2 separate regions of the Homo sapiens genome follow, and region 1 is linked to region 2. The links are chromatin loops, found by intact Hi-C in ENCODE. Cell type or tissue: Caco-2. All regions are shown on one strand. Each heading gives the region's core, and the rest is flanking DNA. Links, peaks and the distances in the headings are about the cores only.

Region 1 (15,253 bases), core at 4,751-8,750, 90 kb before region 2:
AGCTGAATCTTAAATGGGCAGTGGGAATAGCTAAGAAGCAACCTAATTTGCTTCAGAAAAACACTCCTAAAAGGCCCAGAAAGTGACATCATAAAGCACTCTGGAAGTGAAGAGGTGAACATAAAGCTATTCTTTCCTCAATTTCATGCAGCTAGACAACTGCCTCTCCCCAATTTCAGGAGAAGACAAGATGTTTATTCTCTGGAGAGGGTAAAATATGGGGAATTATGACTGCAGGAACCCAGGCACAATTGAGATAGAAGTTATCATACTAAAAATAGGGAAATTAAATGAAAGTTTGCACAATGAACTTTAAAATCCCCAGCCCTCTTGTTGTATTCCACTCTTAGAATGCTGGCAGCTGGATTTTATCATACCCCAGAAAGATATGAGAATTTATTATAACCATGAAAGAAGAACAGGATGCTTAAGAAAAAAATCAGAGAACAAGGAAGAAGTCTTGAAAATTCTCTTAGAATTTCCAAGAGATCTTGGAAAATTAATAAAGGAATTGAAGTTTCCTTGAAGAAAAGAGAAAAAGAAAATGGATTTTCAGAAGGATGGAAGGAAGGAAGGAAGGAAGGAAGGAAGGAAGGAAGGAAGGAAGGAGAAGGGGAGGGGAGGGGAGGGGAGACTGGGTTCAGTGGCTCATGCCTGTAAGGCTGAGGCGGGTGGATCACCTGAGGTCAGAAGTTTGAGACCAGCCTGACTAACATGGTGAAACCCCGTCTCTACTAAAAATACAAAATTAGCCAAGCGTGGTGGTGCATGCCTGTAATCCCAGCTACTCAGGAGGCTGAGGCAGGAGAATTACTTGAACCAGGGAGGCGGAGGCTGCAGTGAACCAAGATCATGCCACTGCACTCCAGCCTGGGCAACAAGAGTGAAACTCCATCTCAAAAAAAAAAAAAGGGAGAAAGAAAAAATTCAAGAAAACTTCTTACCACTGAAGAGCTTGAGTTTCCAGAAATGAAAAGACCCATGGAGTACCAAGCACAATGGATAAAAATAAATAGACCTACATCTCTATAAAAGAAGATCAATATGAAATTTCAGAGCCCTAGGCCAGAAATAAAAAGGGTTTTAACAGATCTTAGATTTAAAAAAAAATACAAGATTGACAATGAGAATGTCATCAGACTTCTCAGTAATAACATTGGAAGCTAGCAGGTAATGGAGAAATGCCTTAAAAATAATAAATTTTATTAATTAAATGTGAAGATAGAATAATGGATTTCAGTCATTTAAGATCTCAAAAATTTCTAGGAAGCTGTTAGAAGATATGATCAATCAAAATAAGAATGTGAAGTAGGAAAAAAAAAGACATAATATCCAGAAAACCAGGGGATCCAACACAAAAGAGACAAAGTGAATTCCTTGAAGCAGGGGTCAGCAAACTATATAGCCTGTGGGCCTAATTCAGCATGACACCTGTTTTTATATGGCCCAAGAATTAAGAATGGTTCTTACACTTTTAAGTGATTTCTAAAAATAAAAATAAGAATATTCCATAACACCTAAAAACTATATGAAATTAAAATTTCAGTGTTCATAAAGTTCTACTGGATCACAGCCACACTTATTGATTTATGTATCATCTATGGCTGCTTTTGTGCTGTAACAGCAAAGTTAAGCAGATGCACCTAAGGCTATATGGTCTAAAAAGCCTACTTTACAGAAAGTTGCCTTACCCTAGAGGATGGTAAAGGAGGAAGATCCCAGAATAACAGCTATGCAGCAAGCCTAAAGAACAACTGGCCCAAACTAGAACAAATCAGAAAGCCATAGGAGAGAGATCCCAAAAAATAAAACTGATGGAATTTCTGAAATGTTTCAATGTACTAAAAGAAGATTTGAATAACTTGGGAAGGATTTGTAAATAAACTGGTTATCAGTGCATAGAAAATTAAATTTAAAACAAGAGCATTATTAAATTATTTTTAAAAAGTGATACAGGAAGAAAAATTATTGTAGTATACTACATGGTTCAGCTGTGAATAGAATTTATGTAGTCATAATGTAAGTACTAAATATTAAACAAAACAAAATTATAATAAAGTAATTATGTAAGGAAAATGGGGAACTAGAAATGTACCAGGCAGTATTGAGAATACTGGTGGCAACAAGATTAAAAGACAGATAAATTCTTACTTTTGCAGTCAAGAGATGCATCTAAAAACAAAAAGTCAAGAAGCAGCAGCTTAAGATTTAGTGGTATTTAGCCAAATATCAAGAGAAACAGCTTAAACAGTTAAAAGTGCTTTCTTTAGTGATTGGGAAATGGGGTAAGGGTAGAAGAAAGGGAGAAACAGGACAGACCTGCTATTTATCAAAGTAAGGCTTGTAGACAATTTAATTTTTTAAACTATGTGTATATGTAACTTTGAAGCAAATAAAAACTAAATTTGATATTAGCCCCCCAAATGAAGAATTCTCATATAGATTTCTGATTGTTTGGCATGCTTTACAGGGTAAGTTTTTCAAGTAATGTTTATAAACACACTTGATTTGAGAATTTTGAACTGTTTACGAAATAAAGGTCTTATTTTACATACCAACATGCAATTAGTAAGTAAAAGTGAAGGGATTTTTTAAAACATTATTTTTTAAGTACATAAAATTCCTTTATTTTGTTCTACTCTGTTTAGATCATTACTACAGAAAATAACATCTAAATACTAACCACTTCAACTTCACTAGATCAGCTAAAACAACTAAAAGATTTAATGGAAGGGTGTTTATATTATGGAAGACAATTAGGTAAGACAGTTAATGTAAGAATAAGCTATCTTGTTAAGTAGGTCATCCAAAGAAAGGCATGTACTAAGTACTTCTATGTTTTAGCTAAAAAATATAAATAAATATGAAATGAACATATTAATATTACAGTTACAAATAAATAACAATAAAAACATTGTTTTAATTGGACATCCAGTACATCCCCAAATTTGTTTTTCAGTATTATCTTTCAAAGTCACTCAACCATAGCACACATTTTGTAAATGTCCTATATTTTACATGAATTGTATACAGGGCTTTTATTTAATTTTTCACATTTATTTTACACTGATATTTGACAACCAATTTTAAATTGGCATAATTAGCAATTACCTTAGTATTCCTGTTTTTCAGTCTGAATACTCTTCATTCAAATGATGATTAGTTTGTTTGTAGTAATTAGCATTTTAGCCAGGGAAATGGTTTACAAACTATGTTGCTTTACATCCATTTTGCTAAAGAGAAAAGAAAAGTGCTATTTACTTTAATACTAACTGTATTTTTTAAATTGTGCCTTAAATTCATTTATGAAATAAATTTGAAAAATCAGAAGGGCTTGGTGTATTTACCTACATCACTAATTAGACTATAATAGCTTCTTCTAAGAAGACTGCAGGTACTCTCCCTGCTCTTAATGGAATGTAGCAACTGTTTCTCAAATCACCCTCATGACAGCATTATGCAATTTTATCTGTCTATATTCTATTTCTACTTTATATTGTGGATACATTGGAGCCATATAGGAGTGTTTTCTATCATTGCAAAAGCCAGATAAAATAGTTTAACTACTACATCAAGTGGGAAATTATATATATAAATTGTCTGCTGCTGTCTATAGATTATGTCTGTAAAAGTTAAAAGCATTTTTCCCCTTTTAGAGAGAACACTCCCAATGCCTTCCTTTGCCTCATATATAAATTATCTTTTAAGGGACCAGGTGCAATAGGCAAAGAGTTGGCTGTCTTCCCAACCCAGCTTTGCATACTCGTAGAGCTAGGGGTCACAGAAATGCAGAATTTAGAGTACAAAGCCAAGTCAAGAATTATTTTCCTGCATCTTTTCCCTTAGGGGAGAGAAAGGGTGGTGGAATGGCAATTTGGGAGAAGTCATCTGAATTGAGATGAATTTAATTGCTTTTCCTGTTAATCTCCCTGCCTACACAGGTGGCTATGAGAGTCCTCTCTCCACAGATCCATGTCAGTGTCAACATTAAGAGGAACCGAGAATTTGGAAATCTGGTCCAGGCAGTTCTCCAGCTTTGTTCCAGATGCAGGATGAACACAATTCTATTGGAAGCATTTGTGTGCGTGACATGATTAGACAATTAATATCCAGCAGAACACCAGACCCTACTCCTCCCAAACAAGTTTGGAGTTAATCCTAGAAAGCGTAGGTCCTCAGTGGCATGGGACTTTTTGTAGAGTTGTTTGATACTCCATAGTATTTATTTATTTATTTATTTATTTATTTATTTATTTATTTATTTATTTATATGATTTTGAACTCTGTGAGACCTGCTCCAGAGTACTCTTGGGAGGACAAGAAATTTCTAACTAACTAGGAAATGACTAGCAGGGAGGCTGCCTTGGGATATTGTTCAGACAGAGAAAGTAAAATTACCCTTCACCTTGGTTTCTGCATTTGCTACCATTATCCCTCGATATTCCTATGCCCAGTATGCTATGGTCAAATGAGAAGATTCTTTTTACATTTTGCTCTATTTAAGAAAGGCAGTGCAATCCCATGCATTTCTAATGGACTAAGATCAAGTCTAACTTCTGAAGTGATTTTCAGGAAATGTCTTAGAACATAATTATCTTTTAGACACCAGTCAAGTTGGAAGCTGAGGAGACACACAGAGACTCTGCATTTTCTGTTCCTTGACCTAGAATGCTCTTCATATAGCCAGCTTCTCATACTTCAGGTCTTGGTCTAAATGTCACTTTCTCAAGGAGATCTTTCATTACCACCCTTTCTAGATTCCCTAAACCTCCATCCCCAGCACTTTATTTCTCTCCTTCATGAAATTATTACACAATTATTTTAATTGTGCACTTCCTTTCTTCTCTCTCTGCCCCACAAGAATGGAAGCTTCCTGTACTTCGAACACAGTATACCTATAGTGTATATACAGTATAACCAAGAAAGATTTATCAATGAAAGAGTACTGAAGGTAACTGAGGAACTTTACTGAAACATTTAAAACATTTTATTTTTGATAAGTATATCAGTCAGCTTCTACTATATTATTCAGCAATAATAACTCCAAAAATCTCAATACTTAAAAAAGATTGTTTCTTGCTCACTTTTTTTTTTTTTTAATGAGACGGAGTTTCGCTCTTGTTGCCCAGGCTGGAGTGCAAAGGTGTGATCGTGGCTCACTGCAACCTCCACCTCCTGGGTTCAGGTGATTCTCCTGCTTCAGTCTCCCAAGTAGCTGGGATTACAGGCATCTGACACCACGCCCAGCTAATTTTTTGCATTTTTAGTAAAGCCAAGTTTTCATCATGTTGGCCAGGATGGTCTCAAACTACTGACCTCAGGTGATCCACCCACCTCAGCCTCCCGAAGTGCTGGGATTACAGGCGTGAGCCACCATGCCCGGCCCTCTTGCTTACTTTTTATGTGAGCTGCAGCTTTGCCCCTGTGGTCTTCATTCCTTGGCCCAGGTTGATGCAGTGGACCCTATCTGGGACATTCCCTGAATCATCTCATTCTCATGGGCAGAGGGAAAAGAACAACGACTGTAGGAAATATACAGTGTGTCTTAAACTAGGATCTGAAGTACAGCACTTCTGTTCATAAGATGTTCTCTTACAATAGAAATTTCTAGAAAAATAATACAATCAGCCACAAGGATATTGTTCAGAAACTGTTACTAAAAATTTGTAGTCTGTTTATATTTATGTATATTGTATGTTAATGTTTATATTTGCAGTTTAACTGTGTTTATATTTGTGTATATTGGTCTTTATTCACTGGGTTTCTTGAATTGCAGAGTCATATCAGAAATTCTGCATATCCTAAAACTTAAGACACGTAGATGAGTGGTACTTTTTTTCTGTTTCCCTACTTAAGTATGTCTTTGCAATTCCTTGGCCTGAATATTTTGTTGGTATTTACATGTCTTCATCTGTACAATAGAAAGCTAAGAGCCTGAAACTTCTGAGTGGCTTTAGTTCTGCCAGTATCGAAGGAAGCTGGCACTGATAAAAGTTCTTCCACGGTCAGAGTAAATGACTGGAATAGATAAAGAGAGGCTATATTTGGCCTAAATCCTTACGGTGACTTTTTTTTTTCTTTTTCTTTTTTTTTTTTTTGAGACAGATTTTCACTCTTGTTGCCCACGCTGGAGTACAACGGCGTGATCTGGGCTCACTGCAACCTCCACCTTCCAGGTTCACGCAATTCTCCTGCCTCAGCCTCCCAGGTAGCTGGGATTACAGGCACCCACCACCACGCCCAGCTAATTTTTTGTATTTTTAGTAGATACAGGGTTTCATTACATTGGCCAGGCTGGTTGCGAACTCCTGACCTCAAGTGATCCACCTGCCTCAGCCTCCCAAAGTGCTGGGATTACAGGTGACATTTAAGTAATAAACTTTATCCTATGAACAATGCCTTAACACAAAGTTAGTCAGTCATAAACTACCTATGTGTTCAATTTTGACTGCCAACTTTGGTATCTGTGTACGTTTAATTTCCATATTTATAATAGCTTCCTCTAACAGTTTTCAGCACTACATTGGTAATATTGTTGGGAATACCTACTTGAGATGAAAGTTTTGAACTATGATCTTAGCCACAGTAAAAAAAGAAAATTAAACCACCTGGCACTGTGGCTTATGCCTGTGATCCCAGCACTTTGGGAGGCCGAGGCGGTCTGAGGTTGGGAGTTCAAGACCAGCCTGACCAACACAGAGAAACCCCGTCTCTACTAAAATACAAAATTAGCCAGGCGTGGTGGCGCATGCCTGTAATCCCAGCTACTCAGGAGGCTGAGGCAGGAGAATTGCTTGAAACCGGTAGGCAGAGGTTGTGGTGAGCCGAGATCGTGCCATTGCACTCCAAGAGTGAAAGTCCGTCTCAAAAAAAAAAAAAAAAAAAAAAAGAAAGAAAAAGAAAATTACCAAAAACAACTCTCAACTGAGAACTTGTATGTTGAAAGTTTTTTTTTGTCTTGTGACCTTTCTCCAATCTTGTATCATGTAAAATTATACTCTATAGAATACTGTGGATGGCACTTTTTACAAGGAATTATCTTTTAGAAACTATTTACAATATAAACCAACATTGCAAGACTTTATATGTACATTTTAGAAAACTAAGGATATATGTGTGCATGGATAAATAAAATAATATGTGAGCTCTATCTATTTTGCCCTGTGAGATGTATCAATCATAGCATCCAGAGTAAGTGGGTACAGAATTTAAGATCAAAATCTCTCCAGTTCCATGGACAGCTCCTATGAACAAAAGCCAAAGAGTGTGATTACCATCTCACTGAGAATTTCCCTCTGTTTACTCTGTCCTCTTCCCAGATATTATTCTTAGCTGCCTTACCATTTCCTTTTAAATCTCATTTTCCAAATGTCCACCACTGAGCCTGGGCAGTCTTCAGTTTAGACATAAAGGCTTATAGAAGACAACAAAAGTATGTATCCAGCATGTAAACAAAAATATGCTCCTTGTCACAAGGAGTTTACATTAAAGGTAAAGAAATTTCTCAAGTTTCATATATACAAATTTGTGTAAACCCTATGGAGAACTCCAAAGAGGAGCCATTTTCTTATTAAGTACCATTTTTCTCAGTATTTAAAACATACAAGGGAAGAAAGCAACAATTTAGCCCTTTGTATAAAAGAAACAGGATCAGGTTCGTTTCCTGTTCCTCTTCCTTAGAGACAACTACATCCATTTCTGATCATTTTCGTACCTGCTGTGGTTCAGTCAACTTCTCTAATAGTTGTGGAATGTGAAACATCTACATAAGATTGTGGGAGACCTTTTTTTTTTCCTACAGTCACTACCAGATGCAAACAAGGTGATATGTCCCTGCATGCTACTATTGCTAAACTGTGAGCAAAGAAAGGAAAAAGACTGATTTAGAGCATACATTTAAGATGCTTGTTAAGTGAAATGTCAAGTAGATTCATGTCTTGCCTTGTTGATCACCAGCCAATCAATGACTCTTAAACCTGAAATGACCAGGTCAACTTGCTACCACTGCTACCAAGTGAGAGAGAGACTGCATAGATCATCACTCAGAATGACAATTACTATGTAGAGCTATAGTAATTCCATAAGCCCTGGCCATTGTCTTGCTTAGCAAGAGGCTTCCTATGCTCTCACAGCTAAATACCAGCTCACTCAGATCCTGACACAAGGGAAACAAAAAGGCCTTTGGGATATCAACTCCCTGGTGACCCAGGTCTGATCAGAATTGAATTTTACTCCGCTTAGAACAAGTTTTTGTGTTTTTTTTTTTTAAGGATTATGGTAAATGAAGCCTTTGAGTGAGCTGTGTTCTTTCTTTTGCATATAAATGAATATAAATATGAATATGAATACAATCAATAGATAGACATCTGCCATCTTCTTACCACTGCCACCCATCCCAGTGACTTTTTGTTGTTTACTCAGACTAAAATGTCATCATAAGATAAAAATCCATCTATATTTCTATTTGGGATCAATACTACATATTTACTGTTACTTGTCATCCTTTGATATGTGTACTTGTTGTAGCATGTAATCCTTAAATTTGGTCTGGAGATGTGAAGATTTCATCAAATCCCCCAAGATCAAAAGCCTTAAAATTTTTGTTTGCATTTACATGCAAAGCTTACAAAGTTCTCAAGGGGGAAACAGTGATAAGAGCATTCTTCAAACGCTTGTTAATTGTTAACTGTCAAATCCTGATGGTGAAATCTCAGAGGTTTGTTTTAACAGGGGTAAAAACATGATGTTAATTTTAAGTTTTCTTAAACTCAGTGGTGAACACTAACAATATTTTTTCTCACCAGCTCACTTAAAATATAAGTGTAATTGTTAGTCAAAGCTAAAAGTCATACAAAAACATCAACTTGTTTTCACTCTTTGAAAGACAGATGTAGAGTCTGCCTGGAGGATCATAATTAAGGCAAACTAAGTGGGGAAACTGGTATTTTAGGCACATTATTTTAAATCACTCAAGTCCCTAAAGAAATTTTCAGTAACAGCTGTTACTTTGATCATCCTAATACCGTTGAAAAATAATATGTAAGATTAGACTACTATATATCCCTAAAATTAGCAATGAGCTGAAAGATAGAGATATACATCACATTTTTTAATCTGCCTGTCTTACTTCAGGATGACTTAATTAACAATGAAACCATCTGAAAAGACGATGCTAAATCAACTCAATAAAGAGACCTACTATTCAGCACCTAAGATCACAAGTTCAAGTATATTATAAAGTGTATATGTGTATTAATATATTACTTTATATATAATTGTATTTCTATAAAATAAAACTGAATTAATCATTTACAAAATAATAAAAATCACTTTGGCTAATTTTATAAATAATAATTTTTTAAAACCTCATTTTTATGATGAAATATGCAAATTATTATATGAACACTTCTCAAACCCATACTTCTTAATGGTCTAGTATTACAGTTCACATATAATCTATATCCTAATGAGCCTAGTTGTCGATGACATTCTCTGTACACATAGTCTTCAGAACTGGCAGGATTTTCACAGTAACTGACCATCTTCCACCTTAAAATATTCAGTGATAATGATGGCTCTCCCATTTTTTAAATCTCTAGATCAAGCTATTTAATATATTAATACTATCAAAACAGAAAATCGTATAGATAATTTTTTTTTAAAAAAGCAAAAATTTTTTTGTTCGTTTTTGTTTAGAATAGTGTACCCAGAAATATTTACTTCTATTCAGGAGGTAATAAAAAGTGATAAAGAATTTTGCCTAGTTTACTTTCTAATATTTCCTATATATAATACGTACTGCATATTCTAACATTTCCCATTTTACATTTCTTGAAGAGATTGAATCAGTGCAATTTCATGCCTACAGATTTTCAGTTTCTAACGTTCAATGACTAAATGGTGGGTGACTGAGCAATTCTAAATTGTGCTTTTAAGAGGAATAACTGTCCAAAAGGAACTCATTTAGTAGCTCACTTTCTGTGTGAACATTTGTCATTTACTTTTCTTATTTTTTTAACTGTTTATTGTAATTAGTAGAAATATTTTTATCATTTCCATTTGTTTTTCTCTGATCGGCCTGAGTGGTAACATTATTCCTGGAAATGCAAGTCAGGGGAAGGAGAGCACTTCCAGGAATATAACCACAATGAAGTGATTTGGCCTAAATATAGGCATTTTAATTGAGTGCATGTAGACACAGAACATTTCCTAAGAATAGTGTAAAATCTCCAACTGTGATTTCAAATTAAGATGCTATTGAAAACTCTCAAGCCTATTTCCTTAGCTCAACTTTACTATTTTAATCCTCAGCATGAAGAGGTACGGAAAAGTCATACACAGACTCTGAAAAGGCTAATCATTTTACTCTAATAACTTTTGTTTTTTATTTTAGAATTTGCTGTAACCCACATATACTCTTCTCTGAGAAAAGGTAACTATTGTGATTTACATTTTAACAGTGATCATAAGAAAATATTTTTCAGCATTTTGGATACTTGAGGGCTAATCAGGCACTAAATTAGGTACTGGTGGTCACTAGGGGCAGACATGCAAAGACCCTCTTCCCTGTATTTCAGTTGTTCAGTGATACTTTAGGTGCACAACATAATCCTGTATAAGATCTGAATCCCTGAAGTTAGAATAAATTATGTGCAAGTTAGTTTCAGCATTAACTGAATTTTAATGTTATAGTCTTTGAAAATCAATTGTTGATACAGAGCTACTCCCAATCATATGAATACTTTAATTACCAGAACACTCTATGTCATAACTGCCTTTTTAAGTTGATGTTAGTAATAAAATGCTCCTTAGAAGTTTTGTGGCTGGGCGCCATGGCTCACGTCTTTAATTCTAGCACTTTGGGAGGCTGAAGCAGCAGGATTGCTTGAGTCCAAGAGTTTGAGACTAGTCTGGGCAACAACACAGGGAGACCTCTATATCTAAAAAAGTTAAAAAATTATCCAGGCATGGTGGCGCATGCACCTGTGGTCCCAGCTTCTCGGGAGGCTGAGGTGGGAAGATCACTTGAGCTCAGGAGATGGGGGCTGCAGTGAGCCGTGATCGTGCCACTGCACTCCAGCCTGGGAAACAGAACAAGATTCTGCCTCAAAAAAAAAAAAAAAAAAAAAAAGTTTAGTAGTTGATACTCTACTAAAATTTCTCTTTTTCCACCATCATTTTAGTGTATTTCTTGAGATACTGCTTCTAATTGAGATTATCACTCTCCTTATACTACAGTGCCTGGGATTCTTCTTTGTTTAGCCATAGAAGTTACCAAAGCCTTTTATGCAGCTCCTGATTGCAAAGATTCCACTAGTATTAAATATCAAGCACACCAAAGTTTGGTTCACAGACATGCACAAAAGAGTAAGCAAATTAATTACTTTTACTATCCTAAGATAACAAAGAACAAAACAAATAAATTTTCCTTTGGTTTACCTTTGGTATCCTAGCACTCTATTTTGCATGAATCCTTCAGCACATCACGAGTGAAGACAAAGTTTGGAGCTAAGAGCTGATAAGACTAAATCAAAGATGTTTTTTCTCCCTAAGACCTTCTGTGAAAACAATGTTAAATTATTCTCGTTCTGAGAATGAAGACCATCACCCGGAGAAAAGCTATTTTGTTCCTGTGTGTGCATCTATGAGGTTTGGAAGTGCTAGTAGTGGTAAGATAGGACAAAGACAAGAGGTCTTATGGTGGGGTGGTACCCAGCAACATATAATCATAAGAACTCAGAATTATCATGTCCTGCATTTTGCATTGTGTGCATATCAATTTTGACAGTTGCTCTGCATAATTGTCTCACAAGACTTAAATTTTACACTAACTGCAGGTGTATTAATTTCCTACTACTGCTGTAACAAGTTACCACAAACTTAGTGGCTTAAAATAACTGTTATGAACTGAATGTATCTCTCCAAAATTCATATTTTAAAACCCTAATCCTCAGTGTGATAGTATTTGGAGATGGTGCCTTTGGGAGGCAATTAGGTCATGAGGGTAGAGCACTCCTGGGGGAATTAGTACCCGTGTAAAAAGAGATAGTGAGACTTCTTCCTCTCTTTCTACCATGTGAAGATACAAAGAGAAAACAGCCGTCTGCAAACCAGAAAGTGGGCCCTTATCAGACACTGGACCCTCATGAGGCACCTTGATCTTATACTTCTCAGGCTCCAGAACTATGAAAAATAAACATTATACCCAACTTATGGTATTCGTGTTATAGCAGCCCAAACTAAGACAATAACACTCACTTACTCTCTTATAGTTCTGGAGGTTACATGTTTTAAACCAGTTTCACTGGGTTAAAGTCAAGGTGTCAGCAGGACTTGTTCCTTCTGGAGGCTCTGAGGAAGAATCTACTTCCTTACCTTTTTTCAGCTTCTAGTGGGTTCCTATATTATTTGGCTTCTGACCCCTTCCCCCATCTTCAAAGTGCATCATTCCCAACTCTGCTTCTGTTAGCATCACATGGCCTTCTCCCTCTCTCTTTCTACCTCCTGCATTCCTCTTAAGGACTATTGTGATTACACTGGGTCCACAGTGATAATCCAGGATAATGTCCCCCATCTTAAGTTCCTTAATTTAATCACATCTACAAAGTCCTTTTTGTCATATAAGGTAACAGTCATAGGTTCGAGGGGTTAGGGTATGGACATACTTAGGGACCATTATTAAGCCTATGACACTAGGCTACGGGTGTCTAGCCTAATGATGAGGCTCTACGGAAGTGAGCAGGACTTTCCCATATGCTTAGCTCTCAAGTCCCACCAACTACACCTACATAGCTCTGAGTGTGCAAGGGGCAGAGTCTGGAACAGGCATTTTCTATCTTTATATTTCTTTTCTTTTTTTTTTTTTTTGAGACGGAGTTTCGCTCTTGTTGCCCAGGCTGGAGTGCAATGGCGTGATCTTGGCTCACCGCAACCTCCATCCCCCAGGTTCAAGCAATTCTCCTGCCTCAGCCTCCCGAGTAGCTGGGATTACAGGCATACGCCACCACCCTGGCTAATTTTGTATTTTTAGTAGAGATGGGGTTTCTCCATGTTGGTCAGGCTGGTCTTGAACTCCCGACCTCAGGTGATCCACCCGCCTCGGCCTCCCAAAGTGCTGGGATTACACGCGTAAGCCACCGCGTCTGGCCTCTATCTTTATATTTCATTGCAATAAATGATGGCATAAGAGGAACTGTGCAGAAAAACAAGGCATATTTGAGCCCACATGAAACTCGGGTCAGACAGAATATTTTATAATGTAGTAAAATAACGGTAAAGTATAGGTCAGAGACAGGATGTAATTTTACAGGTGTTTTAATCACAACATCTACTAAAGAAAGAACCAAATCTTAGGAGAAAAATGAGGTGTAGCTCTGATTACTATTACTAATTTTTTTTTTTGAGATGGAGTCTCGTTCTGTCACCTAGGCTAGAGTTCAGTGGCGTGATCTCTGCTCACCACAACCTCCACCTCCCAGGTTCCAGCAATTCTCCTGCCTCAGCCTACCGAATAGCTGGGATTACAGGTGTGCATCACCATGCCCGACTAATTTTTGTATTTTTTTTTTTTTTTTTGAGACGGAGTCTCGCTCTGTCACCCAGGCTGGAGTGCAGTGGCGGGATCTCGGCTCACTGCAAGCTCCGCCTCCCAGGTTCACGCCATTCTCCTGCCTCAGCCTCCCAAGTAGCTGGGACTACAGGCGCCCGCCACTACGCCCGGCTAATTTTTTTGTATTTGTAGTAGAGACAGGGTTTCACTATGTTGGCCAGGCTGGTCTCGAACTCCTGACCTCAGGTGATCCACCTGTTTTGGCCTCCTAAAGTGCTGAGATTACAGGCGTGAGCCACCATGCCTGGTCAGGTCTGATTATTTCAAGGATTAAATGAAACCAATTATGTAAGCACTAAGTATAGTGCCTAATTAACACTTGGTAAATGCTAAAAAAAGTTAATTATTATGATTTCTTCCAACACTCTGACATTTAAAAAAATTTTCTTTCTCTTCGATTGCAATGATGAATCTACATATAGTTCATTCCTTGTCAGAAAAGCACTTGCATTTCTATCCCCAAAGAGGGTGCTGACACTGAGCTAAAGGAAATCTCAGAAGACAACCTCTCCCAGCAGACCACCAGCACGATCTTTGACATGCTTTTCTTTCCAAAGATGACCTCTTTTTCCTGGGTTAAAGTTGAGTATCCGGGCATTAACTGCTACTTGGAAAAGTGCTGAGTGGCTGATGTATGCTGTCAGCATTATTCGAGGCCAGCCGGGGAATGTCTACATGGCCCATTCCTTTCCATTTGCATTTGGCAAAGACTTAAATTGTGACACTTAGGAAGGTGGAAAGTAATGAAAATGCATGGTTCTTTCCAGTCATATCATACACACTCTTAATATTCCATCTTCCCAATAGTGTGTTGAACTAGTAGAAACAACAATGAAAATGACAGAAACCAGGCATGGTAAGCTCAAGCCTGTAATCCCAGCACTTCGGGAAGTTGAGGTAGAAGAATAGCATACCCCAGGACCCTGTCTCTAAAAAAAAAAAAAAAAAAAAAAAAAAAAAAAAATTAAAATTCAGCTGGGTGTGGTAGCGTGTGCCTGTAGTCCCAGCTACTTGGGAGGCTAAGGTGGAAGGATCATTTGAGGTGGAGACTGCAAACTGTGATTGTGCCATTGTACTCCAACCTGTGTGACAGAGTGAGACCCCACCTAAGACAGACAGACAGAAAAAGCAATGGAAAGGAAAGGAAAGGAAAGGAAAGGAAAGGAAAGGAAAGGAAAGGAAAGGAAAGGAAAGGAAAGGGTGAAACCATCATCTGAAGGAAAGTCTAGTCATTGCAGACAAATTTAAGAATTAGTCTGTCTGTTCCCTATTCTCCCACTAAACGATCTGTAGAAAGTTAAATAGCACCTTTTCCCCATCTGTAAAAAAAAGAGTAGTCACAATTATTAAATAAAAATGGCATAAAATATGCATCTATATCAACAAACAGGTAAATAATAAACGATTTACTTTAAGGAGTCTTTGGTCTGACCTGACACAATTTATGTTCATCACTGGGCTTGATAGACTTGACTTTCTCCTTCTTCCCTCCCCATTATGAACCCCAAAAAGTCTCTTGTCCTTTTTTTTTTTTTTTTTAGACAGGGTCTCGCTTTGTTACCTAGGCTGGAATGTAGTGGTGCAATTATGGCTCACCGAAGCCCTGAACTCCTGGGCTCACATGATCCTCCCACCTCAGCCTCC
Region 2 (15,253 bases), core at 6,083-10,082:
AAGAGAAAAGAAAAGAAAAGAAAAGAAAAAAAAGAGAAAAAGCTGCTATAGTATCAGATAGCAGAAAGGAACAGGGATTCCCTGGCAAAAGTATATTGGGCTGCATGATCTTGGGCAAATTACTTAACTACTCTATGCCAGTTTTCTCTTCTTTTTTGTTAAATTCTTTTTCTTTTATAGAGATAGGATCTCCTATGTTGCCCAGGCTGTTTTCAAACTCCTGGGCTCAAGTGATCCCTCTGCCTCAGCCTCCCAAAATGCTGGGATTACAAGCATGAGCCACCTCAACCACCAGCTAAGCCAGTTTTCTCATACCTAAATATATGTATTATACTTACCACCAGGTGGTTGTAAGGGTTAAATGAGAGAATGAATATAAAATCTGTTGTAAACTGTAACATCCCATCGGGTATTAGTTTTTTTGGTGTTAATCTGATTTAGCAGTGGAATGCAAGATGGAACCTAGGCGGGGGGCGGAGGGAAAAAAAGTCTGATAGAAAAACATCTTTAGGTACTCAGCCCTTAAAAGACCTCCCAGGGAGAGTAGCAACATTACAAAAACTCACACTGTTTCCCCTGTGGAGGGTACCCACTGAGCTAACAGAGGTAGGCCTCATGGGTCAGCCCCATTCTACCAAATGTATTCTTTCCCATTTGCTCCAGCTGGTGGTAACAGGTACAGAGGGAGCAAACCAGACAGCTGGTGCCACATGAAACAGAAAGATCTGTGCTTCGCCGTAAGGAAAAAAAAAAACTGTGGGAAACAGTGCAAGAACAAAAATAAGCAGGCAAGTGTTTGGGGCATTTCAGCTGGTAAGTGAGAGAGAGAAGCAGCCCCAAGACAGATGCAGTCCACGCCCTCCATCTGTAACCAGAGAGTGGCTCACATGTCAGAAAAAAGTTTGTCCTCCCTTAGGGGAATCTTGAAGGCTGTCAATGTTCTAACCATGAGGAATCACAAAATCTATACGGAACATTCCAACATGTGCAGGCCTGATAGGTCTCAGAGCAATGTTCTATGGGAGTCTGAGTTTTGCAGGCTTCTCACTTGGTGGACTGGGAATGTCAGTGAGAGGCGTGCTTTACAAGGGAGGGGAAGTGGTGTCTGAATCTGCTCAGAGACAGGCCCACTACTTAATTTAAGAAGGCAGTAGAAGGCCGGGCGCAGTGGCTCACGCCTGTAACCCTAGCACTTTGGGAGGCCAAGGAGGGCGGATCACCTGAGGTCAGGAGTTCAAAACCAGCCTAGCCAACATGGTGAAACCCCGCCTCTACTAAAAATACACAAAAATTAGCTGGGTATGGTGGTGGGCGCCTGTAATCCCATCTACTCGGCAGCTGAGGCAGGAGAATCGCTTGAACCCAGAAGGTGGAGGTTGCAGTGAGCTGAGGTCGCGCCACTGCACTCCAGCCCAGGCGACAGAGTGAGACTCCATCTCAAAAAAAAAAAAAAAAAGGGCAGTAGAACAGGGTGGTTAAGTAAGCCAACTGTCAGTCAAACAACCTGAGTTCAAATCCCAAATCCACTACTTACTTACTTAACCTATGTGATTTAGGGTTGCTTAATTTTGCTAAATTGCTTAACTTTAGTAGCAACATTTCCTAACTTTGGTAGCAAAGTTGCTTAACCTGACTAAGCTTCATTTTTTGATCTGTAAAATAGGGGCGAATAGTAGAAGAATGTTGTAATGAATAAGATGCTTGTAAAACAATTAGGAAGTGCCTGGTACAAAGTGAGCAGCCAATAAATGCTGGCTATTTCAGTATTGTTTCAAAAGGCAAGTTTATTAGGTTACCTAGTTCCTAAGGCCTAGAGAACAGGAAGTTAAAAGTGAAAGAAAGTGAAAATGTTTCTGTAGCATCAAACAGTAGCACATTCACTGGCAAGTGAGATAAGTTTCAAATGAAACCTTATGAACTATTTTAGATAAGTTAAACATACACGTAGAAAGACAATGACTAAATACTCAGTCACTAAATACTAGAATCAGAGCTCTATTTGGATTCCAGCTCCATCTATTAATAGCTCTGTGCCCTTGGCTTTATGCCTCTGTTCCACATTTGTAAAATGAGGATGATAATAGTATATACCTCATAATGTTGGAGTAAGGATAAAAATAAATGAGGCAATGCCTGTCTCAGTACAGGCCTTAGTACAGTCACTACCAATGAAAAGTACTTAATAATTAGTAGGTACTGTTTCCTTTATTACAAAAAAAAAATCAGAGGGCTATTTGTTAACCAAATTGAAAGCCTAACTCTCTGAACAGAGAAAGTAAAATATAGTGTTTTTTGAGAATCAGTTCTTGCTCTTACCAGAAGTAACTTTTCTATTTGAAGAAAATGTGTCAGTCTTTCCTAGGAAGAACTAATTTACCCAGGGTATCATAACACTTTTAGATTGGTCCACCCTACAATCTTGCTCTTACTATTGTGCTCTAACTAAACTAAGCAGAAAATTTATCTGAGGTAATTGAAAAATCTGAATTGTCTGACAGCTATGATTAATATTCTGCCCATATTTATAATTAAGTCATAGCCATAAAATAAGGCAAATGTCTCAAAAAATTCTAGCAAAAATTAAACTACATTTGCTTAAAGATTTATCAGTCTTACAATTCATTCCACATATTTAAAAAGTTTGCCAGTTCAGTAAAATTTAGTAGTAACAAAATAAAATGTATATTAAGTACATCAGAAATTAAAAATACACCCACTCACTTATTCATTCAAAAAACATTTCTGAATGCCTACTATGTGCCAAACACTGCCCTATGTTTTAAATCAAATATACTGTATTTGTTGCCTTTTACAAACTTCTTTCATTTATCATTTTCCATATTTCATTCAAACTTTCACATAACCTGATAACACTGCAAACTGATTAAAAGAGTTAACTATAAAAGCCCTGTCACTTTAAGAATTTGTAATTTTTTCCATTAACATTCCTCTCTGGTTTTATGTACTTGGTCTGTGCTGTGGGATGTAGCATAAATTATCTGCCTTCAGCAAAACGAGCAGCTGAAATGTGAGGCTGCCTGACAGTGCTTGTTAAGCCATTAGCTATTGTGAGCACACACTACTAGGGATGTCTGGCTCTCATGAGAAGTGTTTAAGTGGTTCAAAATATAGGAGTTTGGTCATGCAGTACAAAAAAAACAAGCCCAGTATTTTAGCACCATGCTTAGGGGTTAATTAATAAAAAGGATGAAAACAATCCTGGGATGTTTATTTTTAAAGAAAAGTATTACAAGTGAACACTTTGTGATTTACTGAAAGCCAGTAACAGGATAGGATGAAACAATATTTTTAGCAAAATCCTTCTACCACAGTCCAAGAAAATAAGTGTATTTCTTTTTTTCTTTTTTTTTTCTGGAGACGGAATCTCACTCTCTCGCCCAGGCTGGAGTGCAATGGCATGATTTTGGCTTACTGCAACCTCCGCCTCCCGGGTTCAAGCAAGTCTCTGCCTCAGCCTCCAGAGTAGCTGGGATTACAGGCACCTGCCAGCACACCCAGCTAATTTTTGTATTTTTAGTAGAGTCGGGGTTTCACCATTTTGGCCAGGCTGGTCTTGAACTCCTGACCTCATGATCCACCCGTCTCGGCCTCCCAAAGTGCTGGGATTACATGGGTGAGCCACCGCGCCCAGCCAAAAATAAGTGTATTTCTAAAACACAAAAGTGGTTGTTTGTTTAACTAAAAATTATTTTTAAAATATTACCTCTTTGGCCGGGTTTGGTGGCTCACGCCTGTAATCCCAGCATTTTGGGAGGCCGAGGGAGGTGGATCACAAGGTCAGGAGTTCAAGACCAGCCTGGCCAAGATGATGAAACCCCATCTCTACTAAAAATACAAAAATTAGCCAGATGTGGTGTCAGGCGCCTGTAATCTTAGCTACTCGGGAAGCTGAGGCAGGAGAATCTCTTGAACATGGGAGGCAGAGGTTGCAGTGATCCGAGATGGCACCACTGCACTCTAGCCTAGGCGACAGAGCAAGACTCCGTCTCAAAAATAAAAATAAAATAAAAATAAAAAAATATATATATCCTCTTTTATTCTCCCCACATCCATTTGCTTGCACTATCTGCAATAACCTGCTATACCCCTCCACTGCTCCCTTATCTCTATACCAGGCCTTATGGAAATCCTTTTCAGTTTTGTACAGCCCAACTCAGAAGCACCCCCTCTTCCATATGCCTCCTTACCCTCATCTGCCACCCCAGAGTGTTTTCACATGGCCCTGGCTGAAAGAGATCTCAGCACCCAGAGAAATCTGGGCACTAATTCATTGTCCTTCTTACCTCTTCTGTACCTTCTCTTAGGCCATCTTGTTTTATACTTACTGGTGTCTATATCTATCTCGTCAACTCGACTTTGAGTTTATTCATTTTGCATTTCACACAATGCCTAGTTCAAATTCTGTTAAGCGTCAGGTGAATAAGCCTGCTTAATACATTCATACTTTATGTACCTCAATTTCCTCATCTAGCAAGTGAGCCTAATAATATCTGCCCTGCCTAAGTAGAGTTTGTTATGCCATCAAATCAGATAACATATGTAAAAGCGTTTTTGAAAACTACTGCACATTTGTCTTAGTCCATTCAGTCTATTATTTTTAAAAATACCTTAGACTGGGTAATATACAAAGAAATTTATTTCTCATAGTTCTAGAAGCTGGGAAGTCCAAGATCAAAATGCCGACAGATTCAGTGTCTGGTGATGGCTTTTTGCTTCACAGATGTGTCTTCTTGCTAAGTCCTCACATAGTGGAAGAGCAAAAAGGCTCCCTCAAGCCTCTTTTATAAAAGCACCAATCCTATTCATGAGGGCAGAGTCCTCATGACCTAATCACCTCCCCAAAGCCCCACTATTTAATATTATTGCATTGGAGATTAGGTTTCAACATACGAATTTGGTGAGGGAACAAAAACATTCAGACCATAGCACATTCTTTGGCAAGCAATTTGGCAATGTTTATCAAAAGCCTTAAATCTTTTTCTTTTTTCTTTTTTTCTAAGAGACATGGTCAGCCGGACACAGTGGCTCACGCCTATAATCCTAGCACTTTGGGAGGCCGAGGCAGGTGGATCTCCTGAGGTCAGGAGTTTGAGACCAGCCTGACCAACATGGCAAAACCCTGTCTCTACTAAAAATACAAAAATCACCCAGGCGTGGTGGTGCATGCCTGTAATCCCAGCTACTCAGGAGGCTGAGACAGGAGAACTGCTTGAACCCAGGAGGCCGAGGTTGCAGTGAACTGAGATCGTGCCACTGCACTCCAGGCTGGCAACAGAGCAAGACTCTGTCTCAAAAAAAAAAAAAAAAAAAAAGACAGGGTCTCACTCTATCACCCAGGCTGGAGTACAGTGGTATGATAATAGCTCACTGCAGCTTCAAACTCCCGGGTTCAAGCAATCCTCCCACCTCAGCCTCCTGAGTAGCTAGGCGTATAAGCATGCACCATCATGCCTGGCTTTTTTTTAATTTTTTTGTAGAGATGGGGTCTCACTATGTTTCCCAGGCTGGTCTTGAACTCCTGGGCTCAAGTGATCCTCCTGCCTAGGCCTCCCAAAGTGCTGGGATTAAAGGCATGAGCCACACTGCACCTGGTCTTATTTTTTCTTATTCACTAATTATACTTCCAGTTTTTAATCCTAAGGAAAAAAATGTAAACATGGAAAAATTTTAAGCACAACAATGTTCAGATATTACATCTAATAATAATGAATGTGAAATAATTTAAACATCCAACAAAGGGGAATGGCTAAGTAAATTACTGCATATTGACTTGATGAAACATTATACAATAATTTTTAAATTATAAACATTATTTTAAGAGATGATATAATTACAGAAATGAGGAATGTTTAAGATGAAGTGTTAAAAGAAAAAATGTAGCATCGAAATTGTACATCTATCTTGACAATATATAAAAAAGAAACATCAATTCACCAAAAAAAAAATGATTGCAAGTACACTAAAATGCTAATAAAAGTTATTCCAAGGTAAGAGAATGAGTAGTTTCTTTTCTATATTATTTTATGTTTTCCAAATGTTGTTAAGTACACATTACCTTGAAAATAAAAAGACTCCAGGCATAGTGGCTCACACCTGTAATCCCAACACTTTGGGAGGCCAAGGCAGGAGGATTGCTTGAGGTCAGGTGTTCAAGACTAGCCTGGGCAACACAGCAAGACCCTGTCTCTACAAAATTTTTTTTTAATTAGCTGGGTATGGTGGTGTGTGCCTATAGTCCCAGCTACTCCGGAGGCTTGAGTCAAGAGGATTGCCTGAACCCAGGAGTTTGAGACTGCAGCAAGCTATGATTATGCCACTGCACTGAGGCCTGGGTGACAGAGTGAGACCTTGTCTCTTAAAAAAATTTAAAATAGGACCAGGGGGCAGGCATGGTGACTCACGCTTGTAATCCCAGCACTTTGAGAGGGCAAGGAGGGCGGATCATGAGGTCAGGAGTTCCAGACCAGCCTGGCCAACACAGTGAAAACCCGTCTCTACTAAAAATACAAAAATTAGCTGGGCATGGTGGCGGGCACCTGTAATCCCAGCTACTTGGGAGGCTGAGGCAGGAGAATTACTTGAATCCGGGAGGCGGAGGTTGCAGTGAGCCAAATCACGCCACTGCACTCCAGCCTGGGTGACAGAGCTAGACTCAATCTCAAGAAAAAAAAAAAAAATAGGGCTGGGTGCGGTGACACATACCTGTAATCCCAGCCCTTTGGGAGGCCGAGGCAGGTGGATTCGAGACCAGCCTGGCTTACATGGTGAAACCCCATTTCTACTAAAAAAAATACAAAAAAATTAGCCAGGCATGATGGCAGGCACCTGTAATCCCAGCTACTAGGGAGGCTGAGGCAGGAGAATCACTTGAACCCGGGAGGGAGGCAGAGGTCGCAGTGAACCAAGATCGCGCCATTGCACTCCTGCTTGGACAACAAGAGTGAAACTCCATCTCAAAATAATAATAATAATAATAATAATAATAATAATAATAATAATAATAAGGTTGGGCATGGTGGCTCACGCCTGTAATCCCAACAGTTTGGGAGGCCGAGGCAGATGGATCATCTGAGGTCAGGAGTTCGAGACCAGACTGGCCAACATGGTAAAACCCCATCTCTACTAAAAATACAAAAATTAGCCAGGTGTGGCAGCGCACCTGTATTCCCAGCTACTCAGGAGGCTGAGGCAGGAGAATATCTTGAACTCGGGAGATGGAGGCTGCAGTGAGCTGAGATTGTGCCACTGCACTCCAGCCTGGGCGACAGAGTGAGACTCCACCTCAAAAAAAGACAAAATAAATAAACAAATAATAAAAAGAAAGATAAACTTTCAACAGTAATTAAAAAGCTATATAAATACATGAATTTAAGAGCTATGAATATTGTATCTTTGGATTGCATCACTTCACTATTATATAGGCTCTAGGATAGCTCATTTTCTTAAATAAAAATAAACTAACTAAATCAGACTATGTTGTACTTCAGGCAGTACTTGTTAGACAACAAAAATAAAATTTAGGCCAGGCACGGTGGCTCACACCTGTAATCCCAGCACTTTGGGAGGCTGAGGTGGGTGGATCACTTGAGGTCAGGAGTTTGAGACCAGCCTGGCCAACATGGTGAAACCCCGTCTCTACTAAAATACAAAAATTAGCTGGGTGTGGTGGTGCACGCCTGTAATCCCAGTTACTTGGGAAGCTGAGGCACGAGAATCACTTGAACCCAGGAGGCAGAGGTTGCAGTGAGCAGAGATGGTGCCTCTGCACTCCAGCCTGGGCGATAGAGTGAGACTCTGTATCAAAAATAAATAATTTAATGTAATTTAATTTAAACCAGATTTCTTTGGTCCTAACTTAAAAATAATTTCAATAATTTTAACCAGTGAGTAAAAATGTCACTCCTTTCCTTTTTATTACTCAAATATATTCTCACTCACTGTAAGAACCTGTCTTCTGTCTCTATAGGTGTGTCATAAATGCTAATGTTATCTTTAAGAGTATTTCAGAATCCAAAGCTACCTTTTCTTTCACTCACTTCTGAACATTAACCTTCTTAAGTAAACTTGCTCTGTTTGAAAGAATCATATTTGCCCATGTGTTCAACAAGCCTAAGCATTTTTCTAGATCATCATCAAATGTCAAGGTTCACAAGTTTTTCAAATGTACTTAATGGTACTTAACGTTTCCATACTGGGGGAAATTTTTTTTACAAAAAGAAGAGGGGTGGGGCATGGTGACTCACCCCTGTAATCCCAGCACTTTGGGACGCCAAGACAGGTGGATCGCTTGAGCCCAGGAGTTTGAGACCAGCCTGGGCAATATAGTGAGACTTCATCTCTACAAGAAACAATTTAAAAAGTAGCAAAGCATAGTGGCAGGTGACTGTAGTCTCAGTTACTGAAGAGGCTGAGGTGGAAGGACTGTTTGAGCCCAAAAGGTAGAGGCTGCAGTGAGCTGAGATCGTGCCACTGCACTCCAGCCTGGGTAACAGAGCAAGACCCTGTCAAAAAAAAAAAAGAAGAGGAAGAAAAGAAAATGTCTACTACTTGTCAGAAAATCTCATTCCATAAAGTCATGTTTCTAAATGTGAATGATTTTGTGTTACCTTAAATATAAAATTAAAATACTTGTTTTTCATTTTCTGGTAATTTTCATGCACTTTTTAAAACACATCTCTTACCGGAGTTTGCAATTCCCATTCTCTTTCTAGTAATATCTATATTGATTTAATTTACATAGCAAATAGTCTTTACCAAGGAGAAAAAAATCTAACTTTTAAATTTTTTCCAAACCCAAATCTTCCTTTTAGAGAACTTGAATAAAAAAACTGCCTTATTTGACTATGTCATTGCTCTTTCCCAAGTTAATTTTATGACTATGTCTTTGTATTGAATTTGTTCACTCACATCTAACTGACCCAAATGCCTTATCAAGTGCCCAAATCAGGTCAAGGATAAGAGCTGCTAGTGATGCTATTTTGAGAAGAAACAAAATGTACTGTAATATACCAGTTCCCATTATGCCAAAATGCACCATTTCTTTGGCACATACATGTTATGTTTTACCAATAAGAGAAACAGTGATGAGCTGAGAAGGTAGTTCATCTGTACAGAATGGTTTGACTATTTTGTCTATGGATATTCACTGAAACCTTTCTAAAGTGTGGTTAGTATATGAAAGCATATATTTTGATTTACAAATGCAGAATTTTACTTGCTACATATAGGTGATCATTAGTCCTTTCAAGGACGGGAAATGTCCCTTTTTTAATTGAGATGGAGTTTTGCTCTTTTGGTCCAGGCTGGAATGCAATGGTGTGATCTCGGCTCACTGTAACGTCTGCCTCCCGGATTCAAGCGATTCTCCTACCTCAGCCTCCCAAGTAGCTGGGATTACAGGCATGCACCACCACGCCCAGCTAGTTTTGTATTTTTAGTAGAGGCAGGGTTTCTCCATGTTGGTCAGGCTGGTCTCGAACTCCTGACTTCAGGTGATCCGCCTGCCTCAGCCTCCCAAAGTGCTGCGATTACAGGCGTAAGCCACCGTGCCGGACCAAGAAATGTATTTCTTTTACCTTTGTACACTGAGTATCTAGCCCATTGCCTGCACATTGTAAGTGCTTAAGAAGTGTTTGTTAAACCAGTGATACCACAACACAGTTGACTTATTGAAAAGCAACTGCCAAGTTGTACCATACTGCAACAGGCACTGTGGCTAATTAGCTCAGTTTATTAGTGCAAGGAAGTGAGGTCAAGGACTCAATTCCCAAAAGGATCTTTTGGCCTTATTCTAGTCACAATTTCATACCTTGTTCCATCCAACAAGCCATCTCTCCTATGACTGCAAGGAGAATCAGACAAGCAGAGGCAGAAAGAAATAGTTTAACACAATTCATCACCATTCTAATACAGATAATTTAGAAATTAAACAGGTAATAAATGAACTGTGCATCCTTTTGATATGAAAAATTCCAATATTTCAGTATGTGAGATTTGGTTATAAGGGTAAAATAAAAAGTTCTGGAGATAATGGTTACAAAACAATGTGTATGACACTAAATTGTACATTTTAAATAGTTAAATGGTAAATTTAATGTTATGCATATTTTGCCACAATAAAAAATAAAGTTAAATTATTAAAATGTGAAAAAAAATTATAAGTTAACACAGCTTAAATTAACATCCAGCAACCTCACATGTAAAATAAACAGGTAAAAAATGAAAAAAAAAGAGTAAAATAATAACATTAACTGCTGATCCTTAAAGTAATACAAACTAATATAGAAACCCTGTATCATTTTATTATAACTGTAAAGTTTGTCACAGAGTTCTTATGAGGATAATGTCTTGTGATTGCTATAAAAAGTCATTTAATTCAAAACATTTGGCTAATAAAGGATTTCTTTTTTTTGGACAAGGGAATTTCAATAAAATGCTTTGCAAAATAAAGAAAATGAATGGATACAAGACATATAGTCTTAAAAATAAAGCTTTTCTCCAAGGACTCTCAAATAAACTTCTATTATGAACAGAGCCTATTTCAGTAGTTTGAACACAGGAGAATTTTAATTTGTTTTCAAGATTTCACTGGCTCTAATGTCTCAGGAAAGTAAGCCAGCTTCTATATACACATTTTCTATATAAGTGGAAATAATACTACTTACTGCTTCATATGGGGTGCTATGTGAATTAATTGGTTAATGGTCTTAAAGCACTGCCTAAGTACTAAACGTTATCATTAGTGTGCATTGTATATCTCTTTGCAATTATCTGCCACCTTAAAATGCTGTGGCTTGTAAGGCTGCCTCTCTCTTGGAATATTTACAAAAGGTTAAAGAAAGTTCAAGAGGAAAAAAAGCATGTAGGCTAAGGTAAGGCAGAAGAAAGGGAAATTCAAAATCTGACATGTTTTATTACATGCTTTTTGTTACATCGTATTACATGTTTCTTGAAATTACAGATCATTATGCTAGAAGAAAAAATTTAGTCACACACATTTTGAATTCAAAATATGCTACATAGTTTTAAGAAATCAATCTATAATAGAACTAAGCAAATAAAGTATACATTGCATTAAGATAAAGTTATAATTTATTTTATTATAATTTAATTGTTAATCATAATAGTTACATGTTTAATCTTATTAGTTGAAAGAGCCTATCTGACATCTGTGAGACCAGATCCAATAATGCCTGTGTTTTTTTTTTTTCTGCTGTTAAAGTCTTCAAATATTTTTTGGAAGATAAATTCTTAAATGCACAGAATAAAATTTCTACTGAATTAATAAGAAAAACAATAGTAGTAGTAGTAATACCTTACACTTACACAGTGATTTATAATTATACCAGGTAGCAAGAACTGTGAAGGTCTGAGACTTTACCTTACCAGTCTGCAAACTAGTCTGCTAGTTTCATGGGTGCTGACAGAAGACACAAGACTCCTGGATCAAAGACAAGTGACAGTTTATTACTAATAGCAATGGCAGTAGCCAGAGCATCTTCATTTTCTTGTGGCAGTAGCCCAAGCCCCAGTTCCCACAGGGTGACACAAGGGCTACGAGACATGTGCACACACACTGGGTTGTATTACAGAAGAGTAACCCTGAGCTTAGAAAACCTCAGTCTTTTCCCTTTGCTCCAGAGAAAGACATTCTCTCTTCCAAGGCTGTTTGCTATACCAAAATTCATGAAAAAAAGTCCAGAATAAGAGGCTAGCAGTGCCTCTGCTCACAAGACATGCATAAATATTTGAGAACCAAGGAGAGTTATGTCCCAATACTAGGGTGACCATATATCCTAGTTTGCTTGTGACAGTCTTGACCAATACTAGTTGTCTCAGCTTAATTATTAATAGCACCCCTTTCCACTCTCGCAAGTGTACCAGTTTGGACAAGAAATTATATAGTTACCACAGTTATAATTCTTTAAAAAATTACCTGCCTGGTCAGAGTACTGCTGATATCTACAGTTAGGGTTGGGTCAATCAAATAGCACAAGAGAGTAAAAGTCAAAAGGGGGAAAAGCAAATCATGCATATCATTTTAATAATATGCATTATTATATGCATAGAATAATATGCATTATTCTAAATGAAGAAGACTTCAAGCACTTATTTAGAAGAAAAGAGACTATTCCAGGAAAAATAAAAGCTGGTTTGATTGTGTCTTAACCACTTAAGACAAACCACTTAAAAATGGCAACTGAAGCTTTGCATAACTGGTACAGTAATTACACTATTTTGCCTGAATACTTGTCCTTCTTTACTGAAAGATCTCAGGTAATTTTTACCCTAAGTATCCCTGAAACTAAGAAATTTTCTGACTTCCATTTTGAGTTGTAAAGAATATTAAAACTTTACAGAATATTAAAAATTACCAGGATATTTCAGCCACATCCAGACAATTTACTCCTGGCAGGTTCCCCATTCTTCTCACCCCTCCGCACAGTTCAAGCTATTTGATTTTGACAGCATTCCACACCCGTCCTCATTCTCTTCCCCTACTTCCCCACCCTTGAGCTCAACTCTGACCCCTGTGTCTACCATCAATTCTGACCTTAGACAATAGTGATTTAATGAGTTTTCACTCAATACTATGGAACCAAGCTCAATTTATCCCTGGCTCAAATAGCCCAGTTCTATCTAGAGCACTTTGGTCTTATTCCATAGATCATCAGTGTCCATCCAAATTTCCAATTACAGTAAGTAAATCCTTGATGGTCTCATTCCCTGAACTTAAATTGGTACTTCAGTCCTTGGGGATTGGGACCCTCCCATACACTTGTCAGGCCCCTCGCAGGGAAGAGAATCCTGCAGCAGATCATAAGTCCTGAACCAAGGGTTTGCCAACCTGACCATGCTGGTTTTCAAATATCACAAGCTTCTGGGTTCTCTGTACCTATGTTTTGCATGCCTGTTGAGGACCATTATCGCCACATGGGACTTTCGAGATACACGACATTTTACTGGAATATCTTCCACCCCATATACCTACCATGGAGTGCCCATGAGCATGGACTTTCTCTCTTAATTTACCCAGAGTCTCTCATGATAATGATCATTTCAAAGACCTCAGGTCAATTACAGTCTTATTCCTTCCCATTCTGCCAGTTCTGCACCAAGTGGCCTGTTCATACTTGACTCTATTCTGAAATGTCACTGAGAATTTTTGTATTGCTGTTCTCCTTTCACAACTATATCTAATGAATTAATTTCATTATTCCAGCAGGTTCTCTGTATGAAAACAACAAAGTTTAACAAAGTGTCTGTGTTGCAAAATGGTCTCAGTATGTGATAGATTATGAGAATGCCTAGACTTTGTTTATGAGTTTGCAAATTTTCAATTCATATGGGTCCTTAGGAAATTACTTAAATCTCAATGTAAAATAAAATAACAAAATTCCATAGAAAAAGTTGTATGTACATTATAATTGCAATTGTGTAAAGAAAAAATCATGGGTGTGAGCAAAGTCTAAAAAGCAATCCACAAACAGCAATATATTTCATAAACAAGTGAATAGTTAAGTTAGAGTAATGTAATTTTGGAGTTGTTTTCTTTTTTAAAAAATATCCATGTTGTGAGATCTAATTAAAATAAAGAGCTTATGCACAGCAAAAGAAACTATCAACAGAGTAAACAGACAACTTACAGAATGGGAGAAAATTTTTGCAAACTATGCATCTGAGAAAGGTCTAATATCTAGCATCTACAAGGAACTTAAACAAATTTACAAGAAAAAAAACCCATAAAAAAGTGGGCAAAGGACATCAACAGACACTTTTCAAAAGAAGACATACATGTGGCCAACAATCATATGAAAAAAGCTCAACATCACTGATCATTAGAGAAATGCAAATCAAAACCACAATGAGATACCCCTCATACCAGTCAGTGGCTATTATTAAAAAGTCAAAAAATAACTGATGCTGGTGAGGTTGTGGAGAAAAAGAAATGTTTACACACTGTTAGTGGGAGTGTAAATTAGTTCAACTATTGTGGAAGACAGTGTTCCTCAAAGACTTAAAGACAGAAATACCGCTGTAAGAAACATAGAAAACCCTCTCCCTCTCCCTCTCCCTCTCCCTCTCCCTCTCCCGATGCCGAGCCGAAGCTGGACTGTACTGCTGCCATCTCGGCTCACTGCAACCTCCCTGCCTGATTCTCCTGCCTCAGCCTGCCCAGTGCCTGCAATTGCAGGCACGCGACGCCACGCCTCACTGGTTTTCGTATTTTTTTGGTGGAGACGGGGTTTCGCTGTGTTGGCCGGGCTGGTCTCCAGCTCCTAGCCGCGAGTGATCCGCCAGCCTCGGCCTCCCGGGGTGCCGGGATTGCAGACGGAGTCTGGTTCACTCAATGCTCAATGGTGCCCAGGCTGGAGTGCAGTGGCGTGATCTCGGCTCGCTACAACCTCCACCTCCCAGCCGCCTGCCTTGGCCTCCCAAAGTGCCGAGATTGCAGCCTCTGCCCGGCCGCCACCCCGTCTGGGAAGGGAGGAGCGTCTCTGCCTGGCCGCCCATCACCTGGGACGTGAGGAGCCCCTCTGCCTGGCTGCCCAGTCTGGAAAGTGAGGAGCGTCTCTGCCCGGCCGCCATCCCATCTAGGAAGTGACGAGCGCCTCTTCCCGGTCGCCATCCCATCTAGGAAGTGAGGAGCGTCTCTGCCCGGCCGCCCATCGTCTGAGATGTGGGGAGAGCCTCTGCCCCGCCGCCCCGCCTGGGATGTGAGGAGCGCCTCTACCCGGCCGCGACCCCGTCTGGGAGGTGAGGAGCGTCTCTGCCCGGCCGCCCCGTCTGAGAAGTGAGGAGACCCTCCGCCTGGCAACCGCCCATCTGAGAAGTGAGGAGCCCCTCCGCCCGGCAGTCACCCCGTCTGGGAAGTGAGGAGCGTCTCCGCCCAGCAGCCACCCCGTCCGGGAGGGAGGTGGGGGTCAGCCCCCGCCAGACCAGCCGCCCCGTCCAGGAGGGAGGTGGGGGGGTCAGCCCCCCGCCCGGCCAGCCGCCCCATCCGGGAGGTGAGGGGCGCCTCTGCCCTGCCGCCTCTACTGGGAAGTGAGGAGCCCCTCTGCCCGGCCAGCCGCCCCGTCAGGGAGGGAGGTGGGGGGGTCAGCCCCCTGCCCGGCCAGCCACCCCGTCTGGGAGGGAGGTGGGGGGGTCAGCCCCCCCGCCCGGCCAGCTGCCCCTTCTGGGAGGCGAGGGGCGCCTCTGCCCGGCCGCCCCTACTGGGAAGTGAGGAACC

What was found. A loop is a pair of places that touch in the nucleus more often than their neighbours do. Peaks named below come from ENCODE experiments on the same cell type or tissue, not always from the same donor. Only the 100,000 strongest peaks of a DNase experiment are listed, where the experiment ranks them.
Region 1: a loop joins it to region 2, with 3 times the contacts of the local background. A loop is called at or near these places in 1 of 110 quality-filtered maps.

The regions. Positions count from the first base shown.
Region 1 is chr7:26,940,922-26,956,174 of GRCh38, forward strand. No RefSeq gene overlaps it. Among named protein-coding and RNA genes, the nearest start is that of SKAP2, 84 kb to the left of the region's middle. In Caco-2, for the core only: no CTCF peak of the experiment used is centred there; no DNase peak of the experiment used is centred there.
Region 2 is chr7:27,030,009-27,045,261 of GRCh38, forward strand. No RefSeq gene overlaps it. Among named protein-coding and RNA genes, the nearest start is that of HOXA1, 58 kb to the right of the region's middle. RefSeq lists an enhancer at 280-985. In Caco-2, for the core only: no CTCF peak of the experiment used is centred there; a DNase peak (open chromatin) is centred at 8,273.